2 separate regions of the Homo sapiens genome follow, and region 1 is linked to region 2. Evidence: chromatin loops called from intact Hi-C (ENCODE). Cell type or tissue: heart left ventricle. All regions are shown on one strand. Each heading gives the region's core, and the rest is flanking DNA. Links, peaks and the distances in the headings are about the cores only. Region 1 has its middle 7.8 kb from the start of XPR1. Region 2 has its middle 8.1 kb from the start of LINC01732.

What was found. Hi-C counts contacts between places; a loop is a spot of excess contacts. Peaks named below come from ENCODE experiments on the same cell type or tissue, not always from the same donor. Only the 100,000 strongest peaks of a DNase experiment are listed, where the experiment ranks them.
Region 1: it touches region 2 in a loop (6-fold over the local background); 21 of 110 quality-filtered maps call a loop at or near these places.

The regions. Positions count from the first base shown.
Region 1 is chr1:180,621,545-180,626,929 of GRCh38, reverse strand. No RefSeq gene overlaps it. Among named protein-coding and RNA genes, the nearest start is that of XPR1, 7.8 kb to the left of the region's middle. In heart left ventricle, for the core only: a CTCF peak has its summit at 2,807; no DNase peak of the experiment used is centred there.
Region 2 is chr1:181,163,678-181,169,062 of GRCh38, reverse strand. No RefSeq gene overlaps it. Among named protein-coding and RNA genes, the nearest start is that of LINC01732, 8.1 kb to the left of the region's middle. RefSeq lists silencers at 2,202-2,271, 2,282-2,331. In heart left ventricle, for the core only: CTCF peaks have their summits at 2,090 and 2,290 (motif pointing right); no DNase peak of the experiment used is centred there.

The DNA.
Region 1 (5,385 bases), core at 265-5,264, 540 kb after region 2:
AACTTAATAGTATACTCAGCAATTTATCTAGAAATTCATAAGTGCTGAGTTGGAACACTTTATATTTATCACACATAATGGTAAGTTCTGGAAGAGTTATACTTACCACAAAGTAACTGTTCTAAAACTTAGAATTATATGTGATAAATATAAAGTCAAATTGTTGCTTGAAAAAACAAGATTGGGGATCATGCTGAAAGGTGAAGAACTGATCTGCAGAGAGATAAAATCTTAGGCAATATCTCCCATTGAATCTGAATAAGCTAAGGTGTCTCAAGAGTAAATATCACATTTTCAGTTCAGCTCAGACTCAGAATTACACGGGACCCAGCTCGGTTTTAAAATACAATAGACTTATCAACCCAATATCTGTTTGAGTCCCTGCGTTCAGTTCTTTTGGGCATACATCCAGCAGTGGAATTGTCAGATCATATGGGAATTCTATGTTTAACCTTTTGAGGAAATGAAGGTTTTTGAGTGACATCTTTAATCAGATAAATCATACACTTTTTTTTTGCTAAGTGGAAAATATTCTTCAGGGGAGAGAAGGAAGAAGCAAGGTATATTAGGTTTCCTAGGGCTACCATAACAAATTACCCCAAACTGGGTGCTTAAAACAGCAGAAATGTATTCTCTCGCAGTTCTGGAGGCCAGAAGTCTAAAAATCAAGGTTTCGGCAGGCTTGTGCTTTCTCACAGACTGTAGCAAAGAATGCGTTCCACAACTTTCTCTTAGCTTCTATTGTCACTGGCAATCTGTGGCATTCTTTGGCTTATAGATACGTAACTCCAGTCTCTGCCTCCATCATCACATGCTGTTCTCCCACCATGTGTCTCAGCATCTTCATGTGGTGTTCTCACTCCTCGTGTCTGTTTTCTCTTCTTATAAAGACATCAGTCTTATTGGAGTAGAACTCACCTTAATCCAGTATGACTTCATCTTAACTTGATTACATTGGCAAAGACCTTTTTTCCAAATAAGATTACATTCAGAGGTACCAAGGATGAAGATTTCTATTTATCTTTTTGGGGAAACACGGTCCACCCACAACACGGGGAGTGTAATGGCACTACTGAAATAATCCAAGGAAGAGATGATGGTGGTTTTGATCAGAGGGTAAGCAACAGAGGTGAAAAGAAACAGTTGGAAATTCAATGTATTTTGAAGGTAGATTGAACTGGATTTGTTGGCAGATTAGATGTGGGATGTGACAAAAAGAGAGGCATCAAGGATGACTCCAAGATCTTTTGTCTGAGTGACCAGAACAATAAGGTTGGGAATATTGCAGAAGAAGCAGGTTTGGAGTGGAGGGAGGAACTCGAGAATTCAGTTTCAGGTATGTTATGTTGAGGATGCAGGTCAAACATGCAGGTGGAAATGTCCAATAGGCAACTTGGCGTCTGGAGGTCAGCAGAGAAGCCCTGGATAGAAATATAAATATATGAGTCAACAGAATAAGGTTAGTATTTAAAGCCACGAAACTCCATGAGATCACCCAGAGAGTGAGTGTAGACAGAAAAGAGAATGACTGGGCATGATGGCTCACACCTGTAATCCCAGCACTTTGGGAGGCCAAGGTGAAAGGATTGTTTGATGCCAGGAGTTCACGAAAAGAGAAGAGGTTGTAAGACAGATCCCTGGGCAATGCTTAAAGGTTGGGAAGATGAGGAGAAATTCACAAAGGAGACTGGAGGAGATGAAATCCATGCAGTGAAATTCATCATTATTTCAAGAAACATTTCCATAAAAGGGAGCAGAGTAATAAAGTGATATATAGATTAGAATCAAATAAAAGAGGGTGCTTTTCAAATCGGAGAAATAACATCGGGTATATATTCTGATGGGAATGATTCAGTGAAGAAAGAAAAAAATGATTATACAGGAAAGAAAGGGGATATACATTTTCTCTATGTAAAACCAGATACAGAATACACATGGGTTAGAACAGGGAGACAACATCAGGAATGATGTTCAGAATGGCTATCTCTGGGTTAGAGATTTCAAGTGATTTTTACTCCTTGCACTTTTTTATGTTGCTTTTAATTTTTACAAGATACCTTTATCAAATCTACAAAAACAATAAGGGTTCTATTTAATAACCCAGTGGTATCCAATAAGTGTCACAAAGTGTCTGTGCAGCATTTGATACTGCAAGTCACAGAGACGAAACCAGTAGACTAAGAGATGCGGAAAATCCAGGCCAGGCCCGGTGGCTCACACCTGTAATCTCCACGCTTTGGGAGGCCAAGGTGGATGGATCGCTTGAGGTCCGGAGTTTGAGACCAGCCTGGCCAACATTGCGAAACCCTGTCTCTACTAAAAATACAAAAATTAGCCAGCCATGGTGGTATGCACCTATAATCCCAGCTATTCAGGAGGCTGAGGCACGAGAATCGCTTGAACCCGGAGGCAGAGGTTGCACTGAGCCGGGATCACACCACTGCACTCCAGCCTGGGTGACAGAGCAAGACTTCGTCTCAAAAAAAAAAAAAAAAAGAAAGAAAGAAACAAGAAAATCCAGGGAGGGAAGCCCAAGCAAGTGCCCAGAGAAGGCAAACTAGTCCAGACAGAGGGAGGGATTGGCCCTTAAAAGGAGGAGAGACCCGACATCACTTCTGACCTGGGAGTGGGGATGATAGCAATAATTAGCGCAAATATACATGAGTTAGTGGGTGGATGGGAGGGAATTTAAGGGAGTTTACATGCAAAGTCTGTCTTTCCTCTCTCAAGGAGACAAGTTAATCCACTGGTTCTCGAGGAAATGGGAACAGAGCTGGGCAAGAGGTATGCAGGCAGCACTGAGGGCCCCTTGTGGTTGTGATTCTATTACAAATGATTGTAACTGGGATGATTTTACTAGTTATTCCAGCAATCCAGAGCAGGAATTGAGGGGAAGGATAGTTGAATTGATCCAAGATTAGGAATTGCAGAAATTGCTTCAGGACATTGAGGTAGTAATAAAAACAATAAAAACTAAGATTTATTACATTTTACATGCATTATTTAATTTAATCCTCAGCAATGGATAAGGATGAAAAGGATATTCAGATAAAATATCATAGCAAAGGACAAGGATTTTAAAAGGGTATTGTTGTTTCCATTGTACAGATGAGAAAACTGAGGCTTAGAGGGTGTAGTAGACATCTGTCAGGTTTTGCCTATCTGCATTCTTCCTAGATGGAAGGATCCCCCATCTCTCAAGTCTTGTTGGGAGGCAAGATCCAAGTTCACTGTGCCTGAAGTGAGCATATAACCCTATCCCAATTCCTTGACAAGAAGCATGTGGCCCAGATTTGGCCAAACAGATGCTTCTGTCAGGGATTTTGCCTCATGTGTAAGTACTCAATGACAGCAATAGGCAGAGAATATTCTCAGAGGCTGCAGCAGATTTAAGAGTCCAGGAGTGGCTGGGCGGGCGCAGTGATTCATTCTTGTAATCCCAGCACTTTGGGAGTCCAAGGCATGTGGATCACCTGAGGTCAGGAGTTCAAGACCAGCCTGGCCAACACGGTGAAACACCATCTCTACTACAAAAGCTGGGTGCGGTGGCGGGCACCTGTAATCCCAGCTTCTTGGGAGGGTGAGGCAGGAGAATCACTTGAACCAGCGGGGGGGCAGGAGGGGGCGGAGGTTGCAGTGAGCTGAGATCACGCCATTGCATTCCCGCCTGTGCGACAGAGTGAGACTCCATCTTAAAAAAAAAAAATAAAAGAGTCCAGCAGTGAAAATGGCAGTAGTGTCCCAAGTTGGACTACCAGAGTCAAGGTCCTAACCTGACTTCCTCTGGCATGACCTCTGTTCTGTTCTTAACTATAAAACTTTCTTGGGCTCTGCCTTTTCCTTAGAGTCATTTACCTACCTTCACATTCATACTGAGAGCTACCCAAAGCCATCCAATCAAATCTATTTCTGCTTAAATTAACTTGAGTCATATTTTCCTATTTGTAGCCAAAAACCCTGAATGGGTCTTAGGGATTAAGAATTTTACCCACAGCTCTTATCAAAAAGACATCCAATAATCAGATACACAAAATTCTTTCCTATAGATGTCAGTTAACCTCTTTCCCCAGTCACCCTGGGGCTTAGTCAATGGGCTCATGGATAATGTAGCCATAGTAACAGAGATGGAAGATATGCAGGGGCTCAAAAAATATTGCCTTCCTTCACCCAGCAGTTTGGCAACTGCTGATTGTTTAACCTGATGGTGACAGAAACCAACGTTAAGTCCCTAATATAATACCATATTCGAAGTAGAAGTAGATCAGTCAAATACATGGTGGCAGGTTAATTACATCAATTTCTTTTCATCATGGAGGCAAGGGAGAGAAGCAGTTATTTATCATCACTGGAATATGATACTCATTATAGATTAATATTTGACTTTCCTGCCAGCTATGTTTCTGCCAGCCATACTGACTGTGAACGCCTTTATTCATCACCACAGAAACAGTGTCCCATTCAGCATTGCTTCTACCAAAGAAGTGAGAGAAAGAGATGTCTATGGATTTCACTGGTCTCACCATGTGTCCCATCACCTACAAGCACATGCCCTTGCAGAATGGTAGAATAACCTACTGGAGACTCAGTTATGGTACCAACTAGTCAACAGCAGCCTGATAAATTGGGATGCTGTGCTATAGAATGAGATAATGCTCTAACCAATAGCCAATACATAGTGCTGCTTCTCCCAGTATAACGGCAGGAGTCTAGAAACGAAGAACTGGTAGTATCACCTTCCATTATTTCATATAAGGACCCAGCCACAAAGGTTTTGTACCTGTTTCTTGTGGCTCTTGGCTCTCTGCTGACTTAGAAGGCTTAATAATGAAAAAAAGACGGCTTCCACCTAGAGACTCAACAGGCAGGATCAGGAAGGGTTCAAACCCCTTAAAATGAAAGTTTGAGTTACTGCATCAGGTAAAGTAGCATGATTAGCTGAGGTGCTGGCTGAGGGTAAAAAAGGAACATGAGCTGGAAGTAGAAGAAAGTCAAAAATATCAACTATGGGCTTGGGACCAGATGCAGAAATATGGTCTGTCCTAGCTACTCCAATTTTCTTCCTTGCTTTGTTATGAATACAGTAATAAATTTCCTTTGTTTAGTTTTTCCTCTTTCTGTAGCATTTTATATTACTGTGTTGGAGGTAGTCAACTTTTTAAGTTATACCTCAGGTTATAGGATATAAAAGTGCCATTGTGAGCAAACTAGAATAGGAATGAACATCCCCTTGGAGTGAGGAATTTCTCTTGGGCCTTCCTGATTTCTCAGACAGCAGCCCACTCCTCCAGCCCTTCTAATGAATTTGTAAGCACCTCGTTCCCCGTATTTAGCCCTTTCTGCTTAAAATTGCTAGAGTGGTTTTCTGTTATCTGCATGTAAGCTCTG
Region 2 (5,385 bases), core at 269-5,268:
TGCCGTAGAGGCTGCTGAGTGGAGAATTAAGGCCTGCATTTATAAACAGGGTGACCAGAAGACATACCTTAAGGACACCTTGAAATTCAGCCTTGATGCCTGGGATAGGACTGTGACTTGCTAGGACATGCAGTCAGACAGATGAACCAAGGGGGACACCAATTAGAGATGAGAGGACCCTGAGACCAGTCTGCAACTTGGAGCAACTGCAAGAAGATGCTCCTTCCAGAGTACAGAGGGGAAAACTGCTGCTCCCAAAAAAGATTCTTCCCCCTCTGTCCCTCAGCCCCATGAAATGGGACAAACTGATCCAGTACCACCTCAGATTTAGGCCTGTTAAAAGCCTGGGAGGATATTAACGACCTTCCCCATAAAACAGTGGCTTTCTCTTCTTATATTTTATCAGCTTCCATTGCTCTGCATTTAAAAGGAGGCACACAAAATTGCAATGCCATCCTCCAAGGTGTGTGGCAACAGCCAAGGTGAGTGGAACAAACGTGAACAATGTTTCTTCTGCTCTCACACCACCAACAACATCAATACAGAAGACTTTTGGCCGGGCTCAGTGGCTCAAGCTTATAATCCCAGCACTTTGGGAGGCCAAGCCAAGCAGATAGCTTGAGGCCAGGAGTTCGAGACCAACCTGGCCAACATGGTAAGAACCCCTTCTCTATTAAAAATACAAAAATGAGCCAGCTGTGGTGGTACACACCTGTAATCCCAGCAACTTGGGTGACTGAGGCATGAGAATTGCTTGAATCCAGGAGGCGGAGGTTGCACCACTGCATTCCAGCCTGGGTGACAGAGCAAGACTCTGTCTCAAAAAACAACAGACTTCTGTGACCAAATACTCGGTGGTTTTACCCCACCAACATGCAAGCAATCAATTCAGCAGCAGACGTGAGCTGCAGGGGTATCTTCCAATTCAATTCGGACACTGTCTACCTGGAGATAGCATCAGATCCCACAGGTTGAGGGCTCAGTCCCACAAGAATGCCTCCCTCTTCCTCCAGACACCAGTCACAGATCCTCAAGCTGGGCTTTCCACATTTCTTTAGGTTTGATTAATTTGCCAGAGTGGCTTACAGAACTCAGGGAAACATGTTTACCAGATTATGAAGGATATTACAAAGAATATAAACAAAGAGAGGCATAGGGCAAGGTATGGGGGAAGAAGCATGGAGCTTCCATACCTTCCCTGAGCACGCCACCCTCCAAGAACCTCCACGTGTTCGGCTATCCGGAAGTTCTCCGAACACTGTCTCTTTGGGTTTTTATGGAAGCTTCATTATGAGGCATGATTGATAAAGCCACTGGCCATTGGTGATCAACTTAAACTTCAGCTCCTCTCCCCTCCCCGGAGATTGCAAGAGCAAGGACGGAGTTTGGAAACCACCGCCCTTGACCTTTGCTGTCCAAAGCAGTAGCCACTAGTCCCATGTGGCTACCCACAATTGCAGTGAGGCTGGTCTGAACTGAGGTGTGCTATAAGTGTAAAATTCATACCAGATTTCAAAAACTTATCAAGAAAAGAATATACAATATCTGGTGAGTAATTTTTACATTGATTACATGTTGAAATGATAATATTTTAGATATATTCGGTTAAATAAATTATATCATTAAAATGAATTTAACATGTTTTTTATTTTTTAATGCGGCAACTAGAAAATTTTAAGTTACTATGTGGCTCATGTTATATTTCTGGGTTTTTTTTGTTTTTTTGTTTTTTTTGGAGATGGAGTCTCATCACCCAGACTGGAGTACAGTGGCACAATCACGGCTCACTGCAGCCTCAACCTCCCAGGCTCAAGTGATCCTCCTGCCTCAGACTCCCGAGTAGCTGGAACTACAGATGTGCACCACTACCGCTGGCTAATTTTTTTATTTTTTGTAGAGACAGGGTCTCGCTATGTTGCCCAGGCTGGTCTTAAACTGCTGGGCTCAAGCAATTCTCCTTCCTTACGCTCCCAAAGTGCTGGGATTACAGGCATGAGCCACCATGCCTGGCCTCAGCCCTGTGTGATATTTCTATGGGACAGTGGTGCTTAAATGATCAACTTCAATGGGAGAATGTGTGTACCTCTACATACAGAGGTAGATATATAGTTTCTGATTATATAAATAAATATAATATATTTGGCTTTGAAAGACCAAATAAACAGGACTTGAACTTTTTTTTCCATGAATGGTAGGAAAGTTATGACTATGAGAACCTTAATGTTTGCTATGAACGGCTTGGGGTGGCTTTACTCACTGTTCCAGACTACAGAGTTGATGCCTGGGTTGACCACTAGAGAGCAGTGGCGTATATAAAATGTGAGCGTTCACACAGCCATTAACTGTGAAGACACTCCGCCCAGCCCACATGCAGAGCCACTACAGGGTCGGCACTAGGTAATGATTAAAACCCATGCTCTTTCCCTCCCTTTTAAGTGCCATATGCCTGGGGAAGAAGAAAAGACTACAGAAAACTGGGTAGAACTAGAGCTGACCCTTAAACTGTGAGGCTCAGACAGCAGCAAAGCAGGAAGGCCATTCTGCGTGAAAAACATCAGATGTTCAAAGGCAAGTGTTCAAAGACCCAGGCGCGGAGTCACGTTTACCTTCCTGGCTCCGAGGCTATCAAAATGCGGGGCCTGAAGCAAGCCACTGGGCCTTGCTTCTGTAAGATGAGGTAGAGCTAGGTGAGCTTTAACATGTCCTCCAACGTCAGCATTGCAGCCATTCCAGAGTGAACCCCGCGGGCCTGCTGTTCCAATAGGTTTAATGGGGGACACAAACACCTTCCAGGCACAATGGTACTGTAAATCCATGCTTTAAGTGCCCCCCACCACTCCAAACACCTAGCAATAATACATAAGATATAAAAATTTTAAAAATGAAAGTCCAAGCCTTGCTCCGGAAGATCAGCATCTTGGCCGGGCGCAGTGGCTCACGCATGTAATCCCATCCCTTTGGGAGGCTGCTGCAGGTGGATCACCTAAGGTCAGGAGTTCGAGACCAGCCTAGGCAATATGGTGAAACCCTGTCTCTACTAAAAATATAAAAATTAGCTGGGCGTGGTGGCAAGTTCATGTACTGCCAGCTGCTCAGGAGGCTGAGGCATGAGAATCGCTTGAGCCCAGGAGGTTGCGGTGAGCCGAGATCACGCCATTGCATTCCAGGAAAAAAAAAAAAAAAAAAGATCAGCATCTCCAAGGATCAGAGAAACACAGAAATACAATTCTACAGCAGAAATGGTGCTATAGGTTCTCCAGGTCACCACTCAGGCAGAGGTGGCCAGGAGCTTTTCTCTTCTCTTGTGGTAAAAGGGGAACTATACATGGCCAGGGGTTCCCAGTCCAGAAACTGGGTGGGGCTTTCACACCCAAGAACCAGGAATATAAAATGCTGGGGCTGAGACTTATACAAAGCTTCTTATCCCAGTTGAAGAGGAACCTTGCCAAAGAGGTCCCCTGGCTCAGTGTTGGGATCAGCAACGTCCCCAAATCATGGCAGTATGGATACCTGAGCTGACAATTGAAAATCTGGTTCTGAATTGGGGGCTGCGAGGACCAAAAAGAAGCTACTGCAAAACCACTAGGTTGAAAGGGAATGAGCATAGAGAGAGACTAAAATTACTAATAATAACTCCCACAAGAGAAAGACTAAAAAGGCAGTCAAAAAATGTAATCTAAAAATGTAATGGTAGGAATTGAATTCACTTCAGAAGAAGTGAAAATGGTAGGGCAATGTGACACTGACTTTTTAAGGAATTGATTATTTATTTAGCAAATATTCTAAGCACCTACCATGTCCTAGACACTGTTTTAGGTGCTCAAGATACAATAATCAACAAAACAAGACTGCTGATATGGTTTGGTTCTGTGTCCCCACCCAAATCTCATCTTGAATTATAATCCTTTATAATCCCCACATGTCAAGGGAGGGACCAGGTGAGAGGTGCTTGGATCATGGGGGTGATTTTCCCATGCTGTTCTCATGATCGTGAGTGAGTTCTCACAAGATCTGATGGTTTTATAAGGCAGTTTTTCCTGCTCTTGCATGCTCTCTCTTCCCTGCCACCATGTAAGATGTGCCTCCTCCCCTTCCACCATGATTGTAAGTTTCCTGAGCCCTCCCCATCCATGCAGAACTGTGAGTCAATTGAACCTCTTTTCTTTATAAATCACCCAGTCTCAGGCAGTTCTTTATACCAGTGTGAAAACAGACTAATACAACTACCTTCTTGAAACTTACATTCTATGGAAGAGACAGAAAATTTTTTAAATTATGTAATATGTCAACTATTAAAAAGTGCTTGAAGAAATGTTTAGGATCCTCAAAGATATAAAGGAATGACTAACAACCATTTATAAAAACATAAACTATGAAACAATAAATAGGCAAACTAAAACAAAAGCAAGTTATAAAAGAGAACCAATTGAAATGAAAAATATAGGTATTAAAATACATAAACTCAGGCCAGCCACAGTGGCTCACTCCTATAATTCTAACATTTTGGGAAGCTGAGACAGGAGGATAGCTTGAGCCCAGGAGTTTGAGACCAGCCTGGGCAACATAGCAAGACCCCGTCTCTACAAATCATTTCAAAATTAGCCAGGCATAGTGGCGTGCACCTGTGGTCCCAGCTACTTGGGAGGCTGAGGTGGGAGAATTGCTTGAGCCTGGGCAATCAAGGCTGCAGTGAGCCATGATCACACCATTGCACTCCAGTCTGGGCAACAGAGTGATACTCAGTCTCAAAAAAAAAATACATAAACTCATAAGTATTGGATAAACTCTATGTTGTCATGGTAGAAGAGAGATCCACTAATTAGGAGGCAGTACTGTAGAAATCACCCATAATGCAACACAAAGAGGGAAAATGTATTTTTTTAAATATGAAAGGGCAGCTAAGAGATACAGAAGATACACTGACGGGCATCAACATACAGCTAATAGGAATTCCAGAAGAAAATAATAAAAGGAATGAGAGAGAAGTGATGTTCAAAGAGATAATATCTGAAGTTTTCCAGTATTAAAGTTAGAATTCACTAGATATGGATACATAGAAACTTGTATTTTCACTGTGATATAGCTAAGTGTCTATATATTACAGTGAAACTGTGAGACATCTCAGGATAAAGAAAAAAAATCTCATTGGGGGAAAAAAAAGATTATCTACAAAAAAAAAGAACACTGATGGGAGGAACATCATCAGAAACAGATGCCAGAAAACATGGGAGGAACTCACAAAGTGCCAAGAGAAAGTTACTATCAATATAGAATTTTATACCTAGCTAAACTGTTACTCATTCAAGAGTGAGAGGAAAATATATATACTTTTCTATAATAATTAAAAGAAATTATAGCCCATGTTCCAGGTAAAAAATTTATGTG